Linked DNA regions of Homo sapiens: region 1 is linked to region 2. A link is a contact called in ENCODE Hi-C or POLR2A ChIA-PET data. All regions are on one chromosome and are shown on one strand. The core of a region is the stretch at or near the end of the contact, and the rest is flanking DNA. Distances in the headings are between cores, read along the strand shown. Region 1 overlaps TLN2 (talin 2). Region 2 overlaps TLN2 (talin 2).

The links. A loop is a pair of places that touch in the nucleus more often than their neighbours do. ChIA-PET counts read pairs that join two places held with the same protein, here RNA polymerase II (POLR2A). Pooled maps may share reads with other maps.
Region 1: a map of heart left ventricle shows a loop between it and region 2 (2.2-fold over the local background). The contact joins two enhancer-like sites. A Hi-C loop is called at or near these places in 8 of 168 maps with a recorded cell type or tissue (Caco-2, aorta, ascending aorta and 2 more) and 3 of 50 pooled maps. POLR2A ChIA-PET finds 5 or more read pairs at or near these places in 2 of 52 experiments (BJ and activated CD4-positive, alpha-beta T cell).

Annotation. Positions count from the first base shown.
Region 1 is chr15:62,543,284-62,547,609 of GRCh38, reverse strand. All of the region lies in intron 1 of TLN2 (talin 2), which reads right to left. Among named protein-coding and RNA genes, the nearest start is that of MGC15885, 100 kb to the left of the region's middle. Within about 2 kb of position 2,034, at least 17 of the 41 ENCODE cell types and tissues checked have a DNase peak (open chromatin) inside an H3K27ac peak, as active enhancers do; they include ascending aorta, where a contact is called at or near this core.
Region 2 is chr15:62,505,076-62,509,683 of GRCh38, reverse strand. The region is part of intron 1 of TLN2 (talin 2); the gene reads right to left. Among named protein-coding and RNA genes, the nearest start is that of TLN2, 120 kb to the right of the region's middle. RefSeq lists enhancers at 2,843-3,373, 3,140-3,434. Within about 2 kb of position 3,288, at least 3 of the 41 ENCODE cell types and tissues checked have a DNase peak (open chromatin) inside an H3K27ac peak, as active enhancers do; they include ascending aorta, where a contact is called at or near this core.

The DNA.
Region 1 (4,326 bases), core at 785-3,284, 39 kb before region 2:
CAATAGGTTCCAGCCACCTTCAAAGTCTTTTATATCCCCTTTCATACCTGTAGCTCCAGATACCTTCGGAGCACTCTGGGAGTACATCTGTGAGATTTAAATGAGGAACATGAATAAACAGAGGTTGGGATTTACCCCCATCACAGAGATGATCAGGAGCTCATGAGTAAGTTGAGGGGTCATGCAGGACCCAGTACTATGTCCACTGAATATGACAAAATGTGTGTGTGTGTTCACATACGAGCCACAAAGATGTCAACGTAGCCACAAGATTGATACTATCCTAGACAGTCTAATCCTTTTGTATGTGTGGCATGACATGTCCCTTATCTGCACAAGGATTTTGACATCCCAGTTGGGGTCAACATTAACAGTATCTGAACATGTTTTTCAACAAAGTAGAGAAATGAAAGGGCTGAAAAATTTTAAAAATCACTATGAGTGATCTACAGAATAAAGCAGGTATCTTTACAAATACATATTTACCTATAATAATTGGGAGCTTATTAACAGTTAATCCTCCCTTCATAAGGAATAGCAGTTTCTTTGGTAAACGGCCAGATTCAGTGTTTCAATACTGCTTCTTTATCCCCTTTCCTCCCTGATTAACGCTGGTCTTTTCCTGGTTCCTAAATAGGTTCTCAAGAGGTCCACAGACTATCAGCAGGGGCTTGTAAACAAACTGCAGTATTACGGACCAAGGGCTTGGCAACAGAAATGCAGCATGCCTCCTCATGGCCTCTGCATCTCACATTACTACCAGGAGATTTGTTCTCCTCATTGCTCTAGTCTGTAAATGCTTTCAAGGTTGAGCTTTATTGTAAGCCATGTGGCTGCTAGAGATAGATCTCAAAGCTCCCCTTGCTCTAAAGGACTCCGCCTTCGCTGTGTGGCCACTGACCAAACTGATTTTGCCTTTCCTCCACACTGGCCATGGTGCCAAGATGGCCTCATGAACTACTCACACTCTCATTGGCTTTATGCTAAGAGGGGCTCTCTATGCTGTCCTTGCAACTGGATAGAAAAAACAAACCTTCAGACAACATGCCCCCAGGAAGACTATCTCCTGAGAAGCCAGTCCAGAACACTTCCCAGCTTTCTGGTTTGCCTTTCCAGAACATCTTAGTAGTTCACAACTATGGAGCAAGAAATGAAATACCAAAATTAACACAGCACAAGCAAAAGGCTGAATCCAAATAGTTGCTGTTCAATCAGAGAAAAAGCAAACCAAACACCAATCACAATATCTCTATCAGCACTTTTCAATCCACTCCAAGAACCCAACACAGATGAAGATTAGCCGTGCCCCAGCTCACTTGTCTGGAGGCTTCTTAAAGGAAAATCTCCAGCAAGAATCGATTTCATCAAAGCCAAGTGGTTTGCAGCAACTCCTTCTGTCACCAACAGGTCAGGAAAGAGCCCCCGTCAGAGGTAGTGAAGACAGAAATCAGTGCCGACCTCCCTCTCCACACTGTGCCAGGCAGGCCAGCCTCACTGTGTCAAAGCAGAGGACTTGCTCTTCCCCCAAGAATCAGAAACAGCTGCTCCCACTTCATCAAGTTTCCAAGATTCCAGAATGTTCCAGCCCCACCTCATGTCCTGAATTTCTGGCTCTACTGCTTCATAGAACCAGCAGAGCACAGAAAGGAAATACAGTCCAAAGACCTGGAATGCTGAGACATTGCCAAGTCCTCTTCTGGCACTCTCTCCCAAGCATGGTGAAAGAATTGACAGCACCAGTCTGGGATACAAACACCCCCAACTTTGGTTTGATATTCCGGATATCCATTTGACAAATATTTATTGAGTGCCCAATCAGAATAAGGCCCTGCCACTACACCTCAGCCAGGATGGGCTCGAGTTCTGAGTTCTGAGATTACCAAATTTCACCAATGCACACAGAGCAATATGGATTTCAGGCTGCTGTCCAAGAACAGGGAACAATTGTTCACTATTGATTCACTTGAGCATAAAAAGGATATGCAAATTTGCAGGAGATTTGCAGCTCTGCTGTCCCTGGAACCCTGCCACAAAACCCAGGAAAGAACACATTGAGACACAGTGACACACACACACACACACACACACACACACAAAGAGAAAGAAAGAGAGTTGGATTCAAGAGACACTATGCAAATGCAAGGTTAAAAAGATGCTGCCTCACTGGAAATGTTGCCTAGCCTGATAACCCACCTTTTCCTCCATCCTTTTTCTCTTTCCCTCTTTCCTCTTCAACAGACAAATGTGGACTTTTTGTGTTGTTTCAGTGCCTTGTTATTGCAACAAGCAATTTTTGGAAGAGTTAAGAAATGTACTGTTCTTCACCCCCCAATTTTTCTGTACACATCAGTCAATAAAAGAAAAAGCATAACAGCCGGGTGCGGTGGCTCACGCCTGTAATCCCAGCACTCCGGAAGGCCGAGGTGGGCAGATCATGAGGTCAGGAGATTGAGACCATCCTGGCTAACACAGTGAAACCCCGTCTCTACTAAAAATACAAAAAAAAAAAAAAATCAGCTGGGTGTGGTGGCAGGTGCCTGTAGTCTCAGCTACTTGGGAGGCTGAGGCAGGAGAATGGTGTGAGCCCAGGAGGTGGAGCTTGCAGTGAGCCGAGATCGCAACACTGCACTCCAGCTTGGGCGACAGAGCGAGACTCCGTCTCAAAAAAAAAAAAGTGAGGTCATCCCCAAATCTCCACTTAGCACAAGTCTGGGGTTATTAACACAATCAATGTGTTGCCACTAGCATTGATAAGGAAAAAAAAACTAAGAATAAAGTTAGCTAATCCTGACACCATCTCTTACTTCCATTAGAACCTGCCATTCTAGGAATGGAAGGAAACTTCAGGCTGTGATTAGAGGGGGGGAAGAAAAAAAAAAAAAAGCTTTTCTACTCCCACTTGCTTTTAAAAGATTTTTCTCTTAAAAGGGTAGATGATGATGACAGAGTTGATGGAAAAAATGTAGGATGGCGCAGTGGCAGATAAGCCAGAAGCGGTCTCCAGGAAATGAAAACTATTCCAAAGCACGCCTCAATTTAGAACCTTTAAAAGACTATGGAATCTGTCTGTTTTTTCAGGAAAGCATGATCCTTCCTTGTACACACAGTGTTGGTTTTTCTTCCAGGTGTCTGTGGAAACAAGCCATTCTAGGAATCCATGAGCAACCCACACCTCCTTTTCCAGTAATCACCACTTATAACCTTTTGGAAAAGTCCCACAGAAAGATGGCTAAGGAAGCAGATGCCCCACAGGAGGCAGAGACCACGAGTGTTGGCGAACCCAGAGGAAGAGGCGCTATGAGTTTGGGAGGCTGGGGGAGACTAGGGAAGAGGCACTGAACTGGGCTTGGACCAACCAGGACTCACCTATTACAGGGAAGAACCTTCCACAATATTTTTTAAAAGGTCTGGAGAAACAAGAAATATCATTTTTAAGGAATCTGAAATTTGGATGAACATGAAGAGCAGGCTCAAATGGAGATTCGCCACTCTAAGAACACAAATGATTATTATACAAAGCGTGATAGCTAACTTATCTTACAGCTCTCTCAGAGATCAGGACCGAGGCCTCATTAATTCTGACGACATCAGAGTCTGTCAAGGCCAGAAAGGACCTCATGGGCCCTACTACCCTCCACGCCAGCCCCAGCCCCTGAATAGCCCAAGGCCCTATCCTGGGTTTTCAGCTTACTATTACAGTCCTCCCTGGAGATGCTCTCACAGCTCCCCATTGTAGCCTGAACACAGTTTAACACAGTTTAATATTATATATTTGTGTGATTATTTCATTCATTAACTATTTGATAAGGATAAGAGCCAGGCGTGTATTAGAGCTCCATCTTTTTTTTTTTTTTTTGAGACAGAATCTTGCTCTGTCACCAGGCTGGAGTGCAGTGGCACGATCTTGGCTCACTGCAACCTCCGCCTCCTGGGTTCAAGCAACTCTTCTGCCTCAGCCTCCCCAGTAGCTGGGACTACAGGCGCACACCACCACGCCCAACTAATTTTTGTATTTTTAGTAGAGACGAGATTTACCATGTTGGCCAGGATGGTCTCAATCTCTTGACCTTGTGATCCACCCACCTCAGCCTCCCAAAGTGCTGGGATTATAGGCGTGAGCCAGCGCGTCTGGCCTAGAGCTCCATCTTACATCTGTCTCATCATTTTTCATTCCTGTCTCTTCTACTAGTCAATAAGCCCTAAAAGGACAGAGGACATGTCCACATTGCACATAATTATATCTCCGGCCCCTGTCCTAGAGCTTGGCATAGTAGGTACTCAGCAAATATATGCTGAATTAATGAAGTCCAACCTCCTTGTTTTAGA
Region 2 (4,608 bases), core at 2,039-4,538:
CCTGGTTCTGTGTGATCAGTGAGACGTTACAAGGAGGGGACCAGAGGACCAGGAGGGGCCGTTCTCAGCAGCACATGTGCATTCCAGGCAAGTTATGCCGAAGATAGGAGAGAGGATGACCCTCGCACCCACACTGCTGTGTCAGAAGTTCAATCTCAAGGCTGGGCTGCTATTTGGAATCTAGATTCTGCTAGAAGACACCTTGAAAGTTTGCTAAGTCAGATTTGAGATGCCAGCTGGGTATGTTTTTATTATCACACGATAAACACTTAGAAAGTAACAGAAATAGAGCTCAATCAATGGAATCACTCGCAACAAATGCTGTTAGCCATGACTAAACAAATAGGCTCTACTAGCAAACTAAAGTATTAACATACAAAGGTCATTTCTCAAAAAAAACAAAACAAACACAAGACATTTTACGGAAAATAAGCCAATCCATTTTTATGAAGTAGCTAGTCCAAGATCCTGAACCACTCCAAAGCCATCATAGTCAGAATGTCCAGTACACGCAGACAGGAAGCATAGGGTAATGGTTAAGATCACAGATCCTAGAGCCAGACCATCTTGGTCCAACCCCTGGCTTATGGGATCCTAAGCACCTTACTTAAGCTTTCTATAGTTTAGTTTCTTTATCTGTAAAATGGAGATAAAAACAGGACCTACCTCATAGGAATGTTAGGAAGCTAAATAAGTAAAACACTAAGATTACAGGCTGGCTTATAGTAAATTCATCCACATAAATGTAACTCTTACTATCACATGTATATACAAAAATACCAAGAATACTGATTAGGAGTAATTGATTATTATTCTATTCACAAAAGGAAGAGATTAAACAATGGATAGTAGAGACCTCCACTGCTCTAAAAGTAACATTACACACACACACAAAAACGTAAATAGAGAAACATGAATCTAAATGCTGTACTAAAAATTCAACTCAAAGTTTGGCCCATATTTTCCAGGATAATTTAAGACAGCTACCTAAGTTATGAAAAATTTACCTAATTTTTTCATTCATTCCAAGGTATTACCTTTTTTATTTGATAAATCGTATTTCTCTAAATTTCTTTTCAACTTGATAGAAAATTTGGTCATTTTTATTTCAAACTGTCCAGATCTTTTCGAAATGAAAAATTTGTTTCAAAAATCATCTATAGGGCTTTGGCCGGGTGCAGTGGCTCACGCCTGTAATCCCAGCACTTTGGGAGGCCGAGGCGGGTGGATCACAAGGTCAGGAGTTCGAGACCAGCCTGGCCAAGATGGTGAAACCCCGTCTCTACTAAAAATACAAAAATTAGCTGGGTGTGGTGGCACGCGCCTGTAGTCCCAGCTACCCGGGAGGCTGAGGCAGGAGAATCGCTTGAACCCGGGAGGCGAAGGTTGCAGTGAGTCAAGATCACACCACTGCACTCCAGCCTGGGTGACAAGAGAGAAACTCTGTCTTTAAATAAATAAATAAATAAAATAATTTTAAAAAATCATCTATAGGGCTTAAATAGTCACTCATCCAGAAGGAAACATCATATATTTAAATTTACCACCACGATTAAATGGTATCTTCATTCATCTCTACCAAATATATCAATTAAGGCTTATTCAGAGAGCTACTGTAGAAAATTCAATATGGAAGCCTCTTGGTGATTCCAGAATACATACAGAAAAGCCCAAAAACCCATAAACAAAAAAAAACCTTGAAATTTCACCAATGATAACAAGTAAATATTCTATATACCAAAAAGTATGCAAAGTACTACAAAATAAAGAATATCTCACATACAGTTATGAATCTCGTTCTCAGGTACGGAATGTGGGATTTCACTCCTTAGAGTCCCATACATCTTCCTCAGAAGACAAAAGGGCAAAACTGTGCACTGCACAGCTTGTTCAAGACATCTGTGCTTCTGCCCAGTACTGCCTACATCCTTGGGAAGACAACTCAATTGCTTACTAAGCATGCCACATTTTACTATGCTTCAATTACACAGTTCCTCTGATCAATCATGTTAGCATTTAATTACCATGCAATTAACTCACTGCACTAACTCAAGCTCATGGGCATTTCTGCTTTGGCCACAGAAATCACAGAGTTGATATCCAAAGCCCACTCTGCATTTTACCCCCACCCACCTGTGCTCTGCCTCCCAGGCACTTGCCTGGGTTATGATTATGAAATTTCCACAGAATAGCAATTATTCTCCAAACTCAGTCAAAGCTGCCCAAAGAAGGACCAGCCTTAGGGCAAGGGACTCACTGTATAAACATCCCTACTTGATGGGGACTCGGTTGCGGGAGGTGGGCAACTCAAGCATCACACGGGGGTCTCAATGAGATGACCAGTTACCAGACTTTGGTATTCCATAGCAGAATACCCCCACCTTTCCCAAATTGTGCTGACTGATAACTTCGTCTTGAGAAACCAACCTCGAAGCACGATCTCATTAAAAACAGACATTTCAACACCTAAGAAGTAAAAAGAACAGTATCTTTTAATAAAAAGCAATTATCTGAGCACATTTATCTTAGAAACTCATCCTTCTTTTTCTCCTTCTGACTTTATACCAATTTCTGGATCAATTCTTTGGGGGAAAACGAGATTAAATAATCTTAAAATTATTTCTAATCCTTATATCAGCTGACCAAAGTTCAGCAAGTGTTTTTAAGCTAAAAAGAAATGAAGATATTTATCATCTGTCACCAGTAAAAACAACAAATATCTTGTCATTCACTTCACATATGCTGAAATGACAGATACACATAAGCAAAAATAAAAAATAAAAATAAGGGTGGAGGAAAAGGAAGCATTCTGCTTTCCTGGTAAAATTTCTAGGAAGATTAATATCCCGTTTGAATGCCATGCTGCTCACACATGATTTTGAAAAGATAGTTTCCTGCTCTACAACAAGAGTGGAATCAGCTGTTTTAACTTGGGGCCCTAGAGTGTAACTCTCAAGTTGCTTAGTTATTTATAACTTCAGAGCAACGCCTGCTTCTGCCATATCAAAGTATGCAAGACCCTAGGGAAAGGTCAGAAGACAATGTTGCTTGTTTCAAACACACTGGCAATTTAAAACTCCCCCAACCTCCATGGGAGAGCTTTCATGTTGGGAATGCTCCAGAAACAAACTAAAGGATCTCCTGGCAGGAGGGCTCTCATCTTTGCCAGGTTCAGCACAGTTCCTAGGAATTCCAAATGTTAATCTGAAGAGCTGGAATCCAGTCTGGTGTTTGTAATACCACCCATGTGACTACCTCATGCAGATATGCATTTGCTCAATAAATATTTGCTGAACATTTCCTGTTTGGAAGGCACCATAGCAGAGTCTCCTCACTCTCTGCCCCTCATCACACCCAAAAAAGGTCTGACCCAGTCCAGTTTCCCAGAGGGTAGCCTAAACCCTCATACCAGCAGCCACTAGATAATGTGCTATAACCACTGCCACACTCTTGGAACCTGCAACACACAAATGATTTCAGAGGACAGAGAGGTCCCTTCTTCCTGGAGATATCACAGTTTCCTAGATTTGTGCTGGGCTTTTAAAGAAAGACATGAGAGAAAAATTAACAGGAAACTTGTACTCCCAGAATATAGGCTCCATTCGGGCCAGATCTTTATGAGTCTTATTCAAAATTGTTTTCCCCGCGTCTAGAACAATGCCTGCCAAAAAGTAAATGCTCTCTTGATATTAGTTCCATAAATAGAATAAAGGAAAGAATGATCTTAGACCTGGCATTGACTCAGCCATCACGTAACTAGCCTCAAGTCATGGAGGTTCAATGACATTTGGCTAATGTAAGTTCAGGCTACCCAAAGAGGCAGACACTCCCCTTCCCCTTCCCCGTCCGCCCCCCATCATAGAGGCAGACAAGGTCAAAAACTATGTTACAGATTAAGTTTAGGGAGAACTTCCTTCCACCTTCCTCATGTACCAGTTGTAAATTCCTTAATTTGCTCCCTACAGATGTCACAAATCAATTCTTAACCAAGCACAGGGAAGAGGGAGATTGACTTGAAATTTTACCTAACATATTTGTGCGTAAGACAGAGCCAACGTTGTAGTTCTGAGAAGTCCAGGAAACACTCCAGCCTGAGGCTACCAGATAAATTACAGAGTTGTGCAAGGATGTACGCCTGCAGACCCCAATTAGAGGGCAGGTGGGCTCCAGTGGGCAGAAACTCAGGACAGGAACTCTGGAAGAACACTGGCTAAATAGAAGGATTCCTTGCTTACTAACATGATGCCAGGATTTCCTAGCACATTTTAAAATAGGTTTAAATCAATGTAAGCCAGATTTAAGACAACTCTTCATCAGCACAGTGTGTAAGCTAAAGTAAGATTTGCTTGCAAAATAAGAGGAAGAGGAGGGCAAGGTGGGAGAACCAAAAATTATCCTCTGAAGGTACCAGTAAGAAACATGTTTTTGGCCGAGCACAGTGGCTCACGCCTGTAATCCCAGCACTTTGGGAGGCCGAGGTGGGCGGATCACAAGGTCAGGAGTTCGAGACTGGCCTGGCCAACATGGTGAAACCCCGTCTCTACTAAAAATACAAAAAAATTAGCTGGGCATAGTGGCAGGCGCCTGTAATCCCAGCTACTCGGGAAG